Regions from separate parts of the Homo sapiens genome. Here region 2 is linked to region 1. Evidence: chromatin contacts called from ENCODE Hi-C or POLR2A ChIA-PET data. All regions are on one chromosome and are shown on one strand. The core of a region is the stretch at or near the end of the contact, and the rest is flanking DNA. Distances in the headings are between cores, read along the strand shown.

Region 1 (6,973 bases), core at 3,046-5,545:
TGATTAAAGACATTTCAGACTTTTGCACAAGTTCAGTGTTCATCAATTATTCACATTTTTTTTTTTTTTTTTTAGAGACACAGTCTCACTCTGTCATCCAGCCTGGAGTGCAGTGGCATGAGATCATGACCCACTGCAGCCTTGACCTCCTGGGCTCAAGTGATTCCCCCGCTGCGCTGTCAGCCTCTCAAGTAGCTGGGACCCATAGGCGTGTAATTTTTAAAATTTTTTGTAGAGACAGGGTCTTGCCATGTTGTCCAGGCTGGTCCCCAACTCCTGGGCTCAAACAATCCTCCCGCCTCGGCCTCCCAGAGTGTTGGGATGAGACACCCCGCACAGCTCCAATTTTTAAAATTAAATAAAATAACACACTCACCATCATTGTAAGAATCACATGAAATATACCAAAGTGCTTTGTAAACTAACAAAAAATTTATTTCTTGAAATAAATGTGGCCAGGTGCAGTGGCTCACAACTGTAATCCCAGCACTTTGGGAGGCCGAGGTGGGCAGATCACTTGAGGTCAGGAGTTTGAGACCAGTTTGGCCAACATGGTGAAACCCCGTCTCTAATAAAAATACAAAAATTAGTTGGGCATGATGGTGCACGCCTGTAGTCCCAGCTACTCGGGAGACTGAGGTACGAGAATTGCTTGAACCTGGGAGACAGAGGTTGCAGTGAGCCGAGATGGTGCCACTACACGCCAGCCTGGATGACAGAGCAAGACTCTGTCTCAAAACAAAAACAAAAACAAAACAAAGAAAATAAACGTGATTTTTTTTTTTTTTTTGAGACAAGAGTCTCGCTCTGTCACCCAGGCTGGAGTGTAGTGGTGCGATCTCAGCTCACTTCAGCCTCCGCCTCCCAGGTTCAAGCAATTCCCCTGCTTCAGCCTCCCGAGTAATTGGGACTACAGGTGCAAGCCACCATGCCCAGCTAATTTTTGTATTTTTAGTAGAGACCGGGTTTCACCATGTTGGCCAGGATGGTCTCGATCTCTTGACCTCGTGATCTGCCCACCTTGGCCTCCCAAAGTGCTGGGATTACAGGCACGCACCACCGCGCCTGGCCAGAAACGCGATTTTAATATCTAAATTGAAACCTTAAAAACACTGATGTATTTAGGCCAGGTGCTGTGGCTCACACCTGTAATCCCAGCACTGTGGGAGGCCGAGGTGGGCAGATCACTTGAGGTCAGGAGTTTGAGACTAGCCTGGCCAACATGGTGAAAGCTCATCTCTACTAAAAATACAAAAATTAGCCAGGCATGATGGCAGGTGCCTGCAATCCCAGCTACTCTAGAGGCTGAGGTGGGAGAATTGCTTGAACCTGGGAGGCGGAGGTTGCAATGAGCTGAGATTGCACCATTGCACTCCAGCCTGGGCAACAGAGCGAGACTCTGTCTCAAAAAAAAAAAAAAAAGAAAAGAAAAGAAATTACTAGAAGAAAACACTGGGGGGGGGGGGGCCAGGCACGGTGGCTCACACCTGTAATCCCAGCACTTTGGGAGGCTGAGGCAAGTGGATCACCTGAGGTTAGGAGTTCGAGACCAGCCTGGGAAACATGGTGAATCCCTGTCTGGACTAAAATACAAAAATTAGACAGGCATGATGGAGGGTGCCTGTAATCCCAGATACTCGGGAGGCTGAGACAGAGAATCGCTTGAACCCAGGAGACAGTGGTTGCAGTGAGCCAAGATTGCGCCACTGCACTCCAGCCTAGGCGGCTGAGCGAGACTCCATCTCAAAAAAAAAAAAAAAAGAAAAGAAAAGAAAGAAAACACTGGGGAAATGTTCCAGGGTATTGATCTGGGCAAAGACCTCAAAGCACAGACAACAAAAGCAAAAACAGACAAATGGAATTACATCAAACTAAAAAGTATATGCACAGCAAAGGAAACAACAAAGCAAAGAGACAACACACAGAATGGGAGAAAATATTTGCAAACTATCCATTTGATGAGGGACTAATGACTAGAATATATTAGGAGCTCAATAGCAAGAAAACAATCAGATTTAAAAGTGGGCAAAAGATCTGAATAGACATTTCTGAAGAGATACAAATGGCCAAGAGATATGAAAAAGGGCTCAATGTCACTAATCAGAGAAATGCAAATAAAGACAGTAAGATATCATCTCATCCCAGTTAAAATGGCCTTTATCAAAAAGGGAATAACATGCTGAGATGGATGTGAAGAAGGAACCTCATACACTGTTGGCGAGCATCTCAATTAGTGCAGCCACTATGGAAAACAATATGGAATCCTCAGAAGATTAACTTCTGAGAAATCATAAGTTCTGGAATCATAACTACCATATGATCCAGCAATCCCACTACCGGTATATACCAAAAAGAAAGGAAGGGCCAGGCACGGTAGCTCACGCCTATAATCCCAGCACTTTGGGAGGCCGAGGCAGGCAGATCACTTGGGGTCAGGAGTTCAAGACCAGCCTGGCCAACATAGTAAAACCCTGTCTCTACTAAAAATACAAAAATTAGCCAGGCATGGTGGCACACACCTGTAGTCTCAGCTACTCGAAAGACTGAGGCACGAGAATTGTTTCAACACAGAGGCAGAGGTTGCAGTGAGCCAAGATGGTGCCACTGCACTTCAGGCTAGGCGACAGAGCAAGATGGAGTCTCAAAAAAAAAAAAAAAGAAAGAAAATCAATATATCAAAGAGATATTTGCACTCCTATGCTTATTGTAGCACTGTTCACAACAGTCAAAATATGGAATCAACCAAAATGTTCATCAATGGATGACTGGATAAATAAAATGTAAATATACACAATGAATACTATTCAGCCATAAAAAATAATAAAATCCTATTTGCAACAACATTGATGGAACTGGAGGTCATTATGTTAAGTGAAACAAGCCAGGCAAAGAAAGACAAGCATCACATGATTTCACTCATAAATGGGAAGTTGAAAAGTGGATATCATGAAGATAAGTTGGTGGTTACCAGAGGCCAGGAAGGGTAGCCAGGAGAAGGGGATGAACAGGGTGATTAATAGGTACAAAAATTGGTAGAAGTGCTGGGCAAGGTGTCAAGAGCCCCAGCATCAGAAAGTGGTCGACTTGCTGGTTGGTAAGAAGAATTTATCGACAACAATATAGGTTTGAAAAAGGAAAGTTTTATTAGAACGCTGCAGAAGAGTGCAGCCTCAGCAAGAGAGAACTGAGCATGCCGCGGTGGATTTTTCATGTCCCTTTTCGAATGTCTCATTTTTTGCAAATTCAATCCAAGTTGCGTTCATTTAGCCAGGATCCTTCTAAGCTCATTCAAGAATTTTGGGCTTTAACTATTTCCTTTGATTTAACCTGGTACCAGGTGCCAACTTTAGATAATAGGGATATCTAATTACTTCTAAATTCCTCAGATAAGGGGCCTGCTTGATGGTCACCAGGTGATCTGTGCTCTCCTTAAGAGGGAATAAGACCTAGCGTTGGCAGAGTTCTGTAGGGTGACTATAGTTAACAGTAATCTGTTGTATATTTTAAAATGTTATTATTGAAGAGAGTAACTGGAATGTTCCCAGTATAAAGACAAATGTTTAAGGTGATAGAGATCTCATTTACCCTGATTTAATCATTACACATTATATGAAAGTATCAAAATACCACATGTACCCAGAAAACACATACGTCTCTTACATATCAATAAATACAACTTGAGATTATGATGTAAATACATCTGACCAACTTGGTACTTATTAGACTTATGTGCGCAGCACTGCTCTAGTCCTGTGGGTGCAGCAGCATCAGGATCGTTAAAGAAAACAAACAATGCTGAGAAAAAAACTCACACCCCTGAGACATCCGGGTGTGAATAAATGCGGCAGAGTCGCCCGAGATCGGGAGACCAGGCGTGGGGGAGAGGTCCGGGAGGCCTGGACCAGAGTCCTAACAGACCAGAGGCGAAACGGGAAGGCGCGCCAGAAAAGGAACAACGCAAAGGGAGCAGGCGTGCACGGAGCGCGAACTAAGGAACCCCTCTGACAACCCCAGTCCCTCGGCAGTTCCAGAGACCGGCTCCTCACGGAGGGTGGCGGTAGAGACTGTTAAGCCCCGCGGGCGCCGGGGCAGGCCGGACTGTGCCATTCGTGGGGGGTACCATGTGGGACCGAGCCGCCTCACCCAGGGCTGTCCAGCTAGAAACTCCCCGGTGCCACCCCCGCCTCAGTCCGAGGTAGACTCGGCCGGACGTGACGCAGCGTGAGGCCAAGGCGGCGTGAGTCTGCGCAGTGTGGGGCTGAGGGAGGCCGGACGGCGCGCGTGCGTGCTGGCGTGCGTTCATTTTCAGCCTGGTGTGGGGTGAGTGGTACCCAACGGGCCGGGGCGCCGCGTCCGCAGGAAGAGGCGCGGGGTGCAGGTCAGCGCCAGCGGGGGCGCGGCGCATGTGTGGGCCGTGGCGCTGGGCGGCGTGGGGGTGCTGGACGGTGTCCCTGTGCTGGACGGTGTCCCGCTGGCTCAGAACCGGCGCGGGGCCTGGGTCGGGGCCGCCCTCGCTTCCGGCCTCCCAGTCGGGCCCTGTCGCTGGCGTTGGATTTGACTGACCGCCAGCGTGGTGGCAACGCTGAAGCGTCCAGAATCTTCTGCCTAACCTCTCGCCGGCATGGAACTGGCTAGCCGTTTTATTAAACTCTGTTTTGCGTGGACGGTAAACCCTCCAGATAATCTGTAAATAGGCTAAAAAAAATTCGGAACCTCGTTGAGCTGCTGTCGTTGGCAGTGAGAACTCCGCGCAGAGAGACAGATGTAGTTGGGTTGACTTCAGTGAGGGGATTTCCATCTTTCTCAGTCATTAAAAAAAGTGTTCAGACATTTAACACTGTTGACCCCCACACACAATTTTTTAGTACAGTTATAACTAAGAAAACAAAAATCCCCTCCAAAAAATTACAAGTTAATTGCGAAAGACCACATTTAAATTTTTGCCCATGAAATTCAGTTTAGTCGTTTCTCTGAAACAGTGCTTCAAAAAAGACTGTTTCCCCGCATTGTGTGAAATGCAGGAGACCCACGTACTTGTATTTTTAAAAAACCCATTTGCAACATACTATTAAAGTTGGATTTAAGAGAACATGGTAGAAGAAAATCTAAGCAATACTACACCTTTTAGCACCCTCATTATGTTTTCATCTCAGAGCAATTAAAACTGCTATACAAATCAACGTTAAGATAACTAAACTGCTGCTTTTTTCGTATTCAGTTGTCTATGAAAACCGTTTCCCTAGGAAGTACTTACTCTGCTTGAAAATGCTCCTAAACTTTAAATTTTGGGGTATCTCAGGGTTGCAATGAAAGTTTTTTGAAATCTTTTTTTTTTTTTTTTTTTAAGGCTTGTAAACATATAACATAAAAATGGCTTCCAAAAGAGCTCTGGTCATCCTGGCTAAAGGAGCAGAGGAAATGGAGACGGTCATCCCTGTAGATGTCATGAGGCGAGCTGGGGTAAGTCCCACATCGATTTTTAGCCATTCCTGTTTTAAATGTTTTTGGATTTTTAAATCATTTTGAATAAAATATTCAAAGTGCTCTATGAAATATTTCAAATATACACAAAATTTCAGAGATGACATAAGAATAAATACCTGTTGATCCACTGCTCACATTTAACGCTTGTTAATGTCTTGCCATATTTCCTTCAGACCCATTTCTCTTTTGTTTTGAGCTCTGTCGTCCAGGCTGGAGTGCGATGGCAGGATCTTGGCTCATTTCGGTCTCTGCCTCCTGGGCCCAAACCATCTTCCCACCTCAGCCTCCCAAATAGCTGAGACTACAGATGCGTGCCACCACACCTGGCTAATTTTTGTATGTTTTGTAGAGACAGGGTTTTGCCATGTTGCCCAGGCTGCTCTCCAACTCCTGAGCTCAAGTTGTCCACCCGCCTCAGGCCTCCCAAAGTGTTAGGACTACAGGCGTGAGCCACTGCACTGTCCTTAGACCCATTTCTTTTTTCTTCTTTTTTTTTTTTTTTGAGATGGTGTCTCTCTGTGTCGCTCAGCCTGGAACGCAGTGGTGTGATCTCTGCTCGCTGCAACCTCTGCCTCCCGGGTTCAAGAGATTCTCCTGCCTCACCCTCAGCTGGGATTACAGGTGTCCGCCACCACGCCCGGCTAATTGTATTTTTAGTACAGATGGGGTTTCACCATGTTGGCCAGGTTGGTCTCGAACTCCTGGCTTCAAGTGACCCGCCCGCCTTAGCCTTTTACAGTGCTGGGATTACAGGCAGGAGCCACCATGCCCGGCCCCTCAGACTCGTTTCTTAAAGAGCAGATGCTTCAAAGAAATACATTTGAAGCCCCCTTTGTAAATTTCTCCAATCCTATGCCCCTTCTTCCTTCCTTAAAGATAAGTGCTATCCTCGCACTCTTGTGTATCCATGCATGTGTGTCTTTTTTTTTTTTTTTAAGACAGAGTCTTGCTCTGTCACCCAGGCTGGAGTGCAGTGGTGTGACCTCAGCTCACTGCAACTTCTGCCTCCTGGGTTCAAGCAGTTCTCTGCCTCAGCCTCCCAAGTAGCTGGGATTACAGGTGCGCACCACCATGCCTGGCTAATTTTTTGTATTTTTAGTAGATGGGGTTTCACCATCTTGGCCAGGCTGGTCTTGAACTCTTGACCTCGTGATCCACCCACCTCGGCCTCCCAAAGTGCTGTGATTACAGATGTGAGCTACTGCACCCGCCCCCACGCATGTCTTTAAGGTAGCATTTGACCGTGGTTCTCATTTTGCGTGTTTATATATTATCTCTCTCTATCTAAAAATAGTGAACAGTGAAGTGAAGTAGAACTAACTCTGTGCCAGGCAGCATTCTAAGTGCCGATAAACCTTACAACAATGTCGTGAGTTAGATATCACCATCCTCATTTTACAGTTGAAGAAACTGAGGCACAGAGACATAAATAATGTACCCACATCACGTAGTAAGTACAAAAGCCAGAACTCAGACCCAGGCAGCCTGG
Region 2 (6,973 bases), core at 2,330-4,829, 740 kb after region 1:
TATCTTAGTCTAAGACAAGCTCTCTTTCTACCCAGCCACCCCCACGAGATCCCACTCCGCCCCAACAACCCTCAGCCCCCATCTTCTATCAGCAAACTGGGCCTCTGACACAAAGGTACCACATTTATAATATCAGCTTTAGTCATAAACAGATTTCAATCAAGTTTGTTTCTACGACTTTTGCTCCTTTTTAAAAATGCAATGGATAGCCCAGGCGCAGTGGCTCATGCCTGTAATACCAGCACTTTGGGAGGCCGAGGCGAGTGGATCACAAGGTCAGGAGTTCGAGACCAACCTCGCCAACATAGTGAAACCCCATCTCTACTAAAAATACAAAAATTAGCCAGGCGTGGTGGCACACGCTTGTAGTCCCAGCTACTCAGGAGGCTGAGGCTGGAGAATCACTTGAACCCGGGAGACGGAGGCTGCAGTGAGCCGAGACCATGCCATTGCACTCCAGCCTGGGTGACAGAGTGAGACTCCAACTCAAAAAAAATAAAAATAAAAATAAATGCAGTAGATAATAACAGCTCTGGACAGTAGTATCTACTCAACAGGAAAGCAGACAGTAAAGAGACCAGACCACTGAGAACCCATGTCAGTCACATTACAATCTATGTTACAGCCTGAAAAGCCTGAAAAGACTCAAATCTACTCATAAATACTTTCTAATAACTTGAAACAATAACACTATAAAATATCAAGTTGGCCACACATGCCCCTGAGCAGACACGTCTAAAAGCTTCTATGTGCCACCCAGCCCATGGCCAAACTGCTGTTGGTCAATGGGTTGCTCAAGTCCTTTTGTACAATGTAACGAGAGGTAAGAGACAAGGGGGAAACATTCTAGCCACCTTATCTCCAATGATGCCAACATTTATTTCTGCTTGAGTTTTACAAACTAATCCTAGACTAGTTAACAAAGAACCCATTTTTCATTGTTGATTTTTACACAAAATATTGGCTTCCTATGTCATTATAAAATGGATGGCTCCATCGGCTTCTCAGCCTACACAATAGCAAGCAAAACCCTTTGGCCTTGGAAAAGCATGGTAAATATAATACCTACTAATAAGTTACATGGTTTACCAATTTCCTCAAAATCAAAAATAAATCTCTCACAAGTCAACTATTAAATAAGTAAACAAAAGCTTGTCTTGTTCTATCACTTGCTTAAAAGCAAGCACGGTGGCATGGGAGAGGGATTAAGAAACACAACCAGTCAAGTCCATAAAACCTTCAGTGTAAGATAAAACTACCCTGTAGGAGCAGCCAATGCATTCTGACCTAACAGCTGTACACAGTTGCACTAGTTAAAATGAAAAGCTAGTCTGCATCACACACAGGCAATTCACTGAGCCTTACTGATACGTTGATGGGGTTTACCATCACAGTCTTCCCTCCCCTAACCTACAATGTAAAAAATGAATTGCCATATAGCTGAAGGCACCGGGATGGGGGTGAGGGGAATACACACACACACACACACACACACACACACACACACGCACACACTCCCTCCCTCCCTCTCTCAGGCATTTCAAAAATAATCACAACCATGTAGATTGTAACATATCCTATACGCTATAAAAACACACACACAAAGGAAGTGGTACAGCTACATTACGTCAGCTCTTGCCTCAATTCATAAATGCAAAAACCACAAAACAAGACAAAAATCTAAACGGCCTTTTTCTGGAAATCTTAGAGTGAATGAATGTGGGTTAAGTCTTTAAATATGTTATTGAACACTTCTCGCAGATGCATTGCTTTCATCAGCCACGGGGAGGGAAAAAGTGTAATCTTGGTCAATTCTATCATGCAACCAGATCAAATAACATTTCAAGTGCAGCCTGCCAAGCGCCAGCGCCTGCCGGAGTACAATGAGCGCTCAACTGCTCTGGACTGAAAAACCATCTTTCACTGGTCCCAGGGATCTTTATAAAATAGTTTAAACACTACTAAATTACAGAGTTAGAAAAAAAAAATACAAGCTCAACTCTGCTGCCCCCACACTATTGTGAAGCTGCTGTTAAGCATCTAAAAATCTGCCTTGTGTAATTTACTAGGCAATGTAAATATTCAGAAAGGCAACTGCCTCTCAGAGCCCAAGTCTAACACATGCATAAAAATGTAGAGTTGGTTGTGCTTCTGGAAATAATTGCCCACAGATCAACGTGCTTACATGGGATATTGTTCCCATCTGTAAGGTTTCAAATCATGTCTACTTTAAATTTGGAGTTTCCAGAAAGAGGAAAAAAAAAAAAAAGCCAGAACTCAAAACAGTAATTTTGGCACAGAATTGTGAGGACTTTGTTAAATCTGTTCTCAACTTTTACTCAGTGTCTCAATCTTAAAACACAGAGGCACAAAGGGAAAATGGAATTTCTCTGTAGACACCCGTGTTCATTCACAGACCATTTTTTAGATTTTCCGTGTGGCTGAGAGGCCTCCAGCCAAACAATGCCCACAGAGCGCGGGGCACATGTGCGCCAGGGACGCTTAAGGGCTGCAAGTAAAACAAAGTAACCTATTACAGGAGTTTCCTTCTCAGCAAACAAAAAGTGGTCAAGCAGGTCTCCCTACAGTTTCAGAAAACAAGAGTTGAGTAAACAAGAGAGGAGAAACAAGGAAGACAGCATCCCACACTAAAAAATTCTTTTAACAATTTAAACGTAAAACAATCGTCAAGAGTACCTCCGCATTTTAGCTACTCTGGCAAAATAACAGTAGTTCGGTCCAAGAAGAAAATTTCATTTGTCACTTAAGTAGCCTCAAATCAAGTCCATCAAATTCATTTTATTTTTAAACTTGTTTATTCCACAGTAAAGCAATGAAGTTTCTGATCAAAGAGCGACTTCTGCATTATACTCGGCTTCAAAAGCACTTTCCTTTCAGAAGAAAAAAATAAAAATATATACATATACATGTATTTTTAAATAGTGTTTTCTCTCCCCCCTCAAAAAAATGTTTTCTGTTCGATTTAATTAACTGAGATTTCAAGAGTTTGGGGCTACTTAAAAACTAGTGAGCCCAACAGAAATGCAATGGGACACGGCAAATACTGACTCCCCGTTCCTGGAAAGCCATCATCATTCTTAGGAACACCCGAGTTCCATCTTTCTAGGGTCGGCTGGAACACTCCGTGCACCCACCCCGAGCCCCCCGCCCGCACTTGTCCAACTTTCTGGCCCGAGATTCGCGTCCCCCTCGACGCACGAGGCCGCCGGCCACTTGCCTGCGGCCCGCTGGCGGCGAGAGCTGAGCCCGCGGGCCTGGTCCTCCTCCTCCGGCGCAGGGCCCCGCCAACTCCGGACCCGCGGAAAGGGGCGGCGCAGGCGGGCAGGTGGGGGCCCGGGGAGTGAAGTGCACTTGCTAAAACAAAAGGAGGCCTGAGCGGCCGCAGGGCACCGCGGCGCGGGCGCAGGTCCCGGCGGCTTGGCGGCTCCGGGAGGCGGTGGCCGCGCGGGGCCCCGCCCGCGGCTAGGGAGGCGGCCGCCCTGGCCCGAGCCTGCTGCCCACGGCCGCGGCACTCAGCTCGCACTCCTTCAGCCCGGGAGGCCGGGCCAGCACTGCCACATGCCGGTGACCCAGACGCCGGGAGAGAAAGAGCAGACTCCCCGCGACGGCGGCGGCCGGCAAAACCCGGGCTGGAGCCCAGCCCGCTCCGCGCGCACCCCTGCTGGCCGCCGCCGCGGGCGCGCGCACACACAATGCCAGCTGCAATTTTATCTCCTTCGTTGCTTGGCCAGCCTCCACCCGCTCCAATCCTCCCTCCCCTCCGACAGCCGGAACTGGGAGCCTGCGTGATTGATGGCAGCTCTTAATAGCGTGGTCAGCTAGAAAATGCATCTGCAAGCAAGATATTAAAGAGGCAGCGCATCCCTGTGAGTGATCAGCATTTCACACATCCTAGAGCTGCCTCTGCTTCTGCCAGGAATATTAATGCCAACCACCTCTGACGTCTAATAAATGCAGATGAAACAACCAACAATCACAGACAAGCTAAACATTTATTTCAAAGATGCACCGGGAGAAAGCAGCATTGTTTCGTGTCAAAGAACACTTCTGACCCCAGTTTTCCTTACACATTAAGAATTCTCTGCAAGCCATTTGTTTAAAAATCTCACCAATCCCTTTTCCACAAGTAAATAAAGATCCATCTGTTAGACAAGACATAGCTTAAATTGTGCATGATTGAAATTCATCTAATAAGGAAGCAAAATAAGTGCACATTCCTTACCATGTGGCTTTAAATAAACATATAACCTACCAGCTACCAGATTCCAAACTCCCTCATTAATTCAATTTTTATGTGAATCTTAACAGATTACCAACTGTTAATTTCAAACTAATTTCTTACCCACCCACAATTAATTCTGGTAAAAAATATATATATCAACTTGCTAAATTTTATTAAAATTAAAGTACATTTAAAGCATGTATTCTCTAGTGGTGATAGCCAAGATCATTTTGTCCTCCCAAAGACATTGTATAGGAATTTTTTAAATGTATTCCTATAAAATACAAATTCTAACTATTAAGTTCACTCAGTGTCAACCCAAATTAGAAAGGTACAAGCTGAAAATTTAAATGATTACTTCTGGTATCTTCACTATTACACCTTTCCCCTTCCAGGCAAGTTTCATGGAACTCTCAAATAGCTTCATAAATGTTAATTAGACTTTCCAAGGCCCTATAAAGTGGCTGCATTATCAGGTACTCTCTTTCCAATAAACAGAGAAATTTAGACAGATTAAAGTGATTTGCCTATAGTCTCTCAACAAGATGGGGGTGGGGCCAGGCTGAATAGAACCCAGGGGTCCTGCTTTGTTGCCACAGACAGCCAAACAGACATGCACATGCATGTTTGCTATTTAAAGATAACTCTGCTGGTCTCTCTTTAAAGACAAATCAAGTTATTCTACAGGACATAGAAATATCTGTCTCAAACTCCTAACACAGCACATGTACTGAGAGCAAGAGCTGATGAGGCATAATGTCTTTGCCCCCCTGAAAGGTGGCTGTGATCAATACAAATCAGAGATGGTCTGTAGTGCAAATCTAGCTCTGCTATAAGCTCCACTAAACACCATTCCTCAGTGAAACCATCCTGAGGGGGACCTGTGACTTGAAAATCTGCTTCATATCCAAGTGGCTATGAGATTACTCCATATATGTCAGAGATGAAATTGATCCTAAAGCCTTGCTACAAAGCTACTCCTGTACTTGGACACACTTCCAATTTTCTAACCAGCTATATCCAGACACATGGCACAGGCTGAAAAGAATTTCTTTTTTCTTTTCTACAGACCATTTTAAAAGTGCCAGTTTATAGTGAGTTGGAAAAGGCTGGTGAGAAGAAGCAAACCGCTCTATTCTGAATTCATACTGTACCTAGTCTCTCAGGGATTCTAAATGCTTTGACAGCATTTTATGCCACTCAAATTCTTTTGTGCTCATCTTGCACCTGCTGCTAATCCAACCTGCACCCAGCCCCCCACTTTGCAGTTACACCAGTTTTTCCACTTCCCCCAGGTATAGGGATTTCTACCACAGGCCAGCAGGCTTCTTCCCACCAGAGCAGGAATAATCTCCTTGCAGCCCCAAACAGCCACTCACAGACCGTTTAAAGCCTCCTTCAGATCTCAGGTCAAACATCACTTTTTCAGAGAAGCTTCCCCTGAGATCCCATTCTAGGTCAAGTTCCTTTGTTATAAGTTCTCATAGAACTGTGTTCCTCCTTCACAGCATTGATCTCCGTTTGTAAGTCATGGGTGTGATTTTTTTTAACACTCATAGCCCCTTCTAAACAGTTCCATAGAGTTCTATAGAGAAGGTTCTATATGTTTGCTCATCATGTAGATTTATGTCAGGTACACAAATCTGTTGAATGAATAAATGAACTGAGGTCAACAACACTGCTTTACTCACTCCATATATTCTCTGCACATTTCTTGGCACAAAGAAGCCTATCTCAAATAAGTAACATCTATGCAAATAAGAATATCTTCTATTGGCCGGATGCGGTGGCTCACGCCTATAATCCCAGCACTTTGGGAGGCCGAGGTGGGCAGATCATGAGGTCAGGAGATCGAGACCATCCTGGCTAACATGGTGAAACCCTGTCTTTACTAAAAATACAAAAAATTAGCCGGGCGTGGTGGCGGCCACCTGTAGTCCCAGCTACTAGGGAGGCTAAGGCAGGAGAATGGTGTGAACCCAGGAGGTGGAGCTTGCCGTGAGCTGATATTGCCATGCACTCCAGGCTGGGTGACAGAGCAAGACTCCGTCTCCAAAAAAAAAAAAAAAAAAAAAAAAAGAATGTCTTCTATTAACCTTTAAAAGCCTAGTAAGCCAAGAGTGGTGGTTCACGCCTGTAGTCCCAGCCGCTCAGGAGGCTGAGACAGGAGGATCCTTTGAGCCTAGGAGTTTGAGTCCAGCAACATAACAAGACTCAGTCTCTAAAAAAAAATTTAGAAAAATAAAAAGTCTAGTAAAAAGGAGGATTTTTATCCCCATTTTATGAAGATATAAAATAATTGTGCCTGGGGTTACTCAAAAACACAGAGATCCTAACTAGTGTCCTATTTCCAAGCTACACTTTTTAAGAGTTAATGAAGTATAGAAGCCATCGCTAGTTTATTCAAGCCAAGTTCTTCCTATTACCCAGCCCTTAAGGGATATGCAAACAGCCACAGGTAAACTGGACAGAGGACTAAATCTTGTATACACACAGAGCAATATAAACAGAATATAAAACTTAGAAAGTACTTTGTACACTAGTTTGTCTTCAAAGCTTCTCAGAATGCAAAAGCACTACCAAATTCTGCTGTGAATGAGGGGAGTTCATTCTTACCTCCCTTTTACACTGAACTTACTTTATTTTCAGGTTTTTTTCTCTAAGTAACAGACCTGACATGGAAGCCTTCGAAAGAGCTCTTTCCACCTAGGAACTCAATGGTGGGTGTAC

The links. Hi-C counts contacts between places; a loop is a spot of excess contacts on that map. ChIA-PET counts read pairs that join two places held with the same protein, here RNA polymerase II (POLR2A). Pooled maps may share reads with other maps.
Region 2: a pooled map shows a loop between it and region 1 (17-fold over the local background). The contact joins the enhancer-like site here to the promoter of PARK7 in region 1. A Hi-C loop is called at or near these places in 1 of 168 maps with a recorded cell type or tissue (HCT116) and 13 of 50 pooled maps. POLR2A ChIA-PET finds 5 or more read pairs at or near these places in 2 of 52 experiments (PC-9 and activated naive CD4-positive, alpha-beta T cell).

What each region holds. Positions count from the first base shown.
Region 1 is chr1:7,957,416-7,964,388 of GRCh38, forward strand. PARK7 (Parkinsonism associated deglycase) reads left to right here and starts at 4,296. Exons shown (of 7, transcript NM_007262.5): 1 at 4,296-4,378; 2 at 5,348-5,460. The coding sequence starts at 5,371. RefSeq lists enhancers at 3,364-4,147, 3,847-3,946, 4,148-4,931, 4,327-4,376, 4,577-4,626 and 1 more and a silencer at 4,097-4,196.
Region 2 is chr1:8,699,817-8,706,789 of GRCh38, forward strand. All of the region lies in intron 1 of RERE (arginine-glutamic acid dipeptide repeats), which reads right to left. Among named protein-coding and RNA genes, the nearest start is that of RERE, 110 kb to the right of the region's middle. RefSeq lists silencers at 1,403-1,502, 3,218-3,837. Within about 2 kb of position 3,580, at least 32 of the 41 ENCODE cell types and tissues checked have a DNase peak (open chromatin) inside an H3K27ac peak, as active enhancers do; they include HCT116 and PC-9, where a contact is called at or near this core.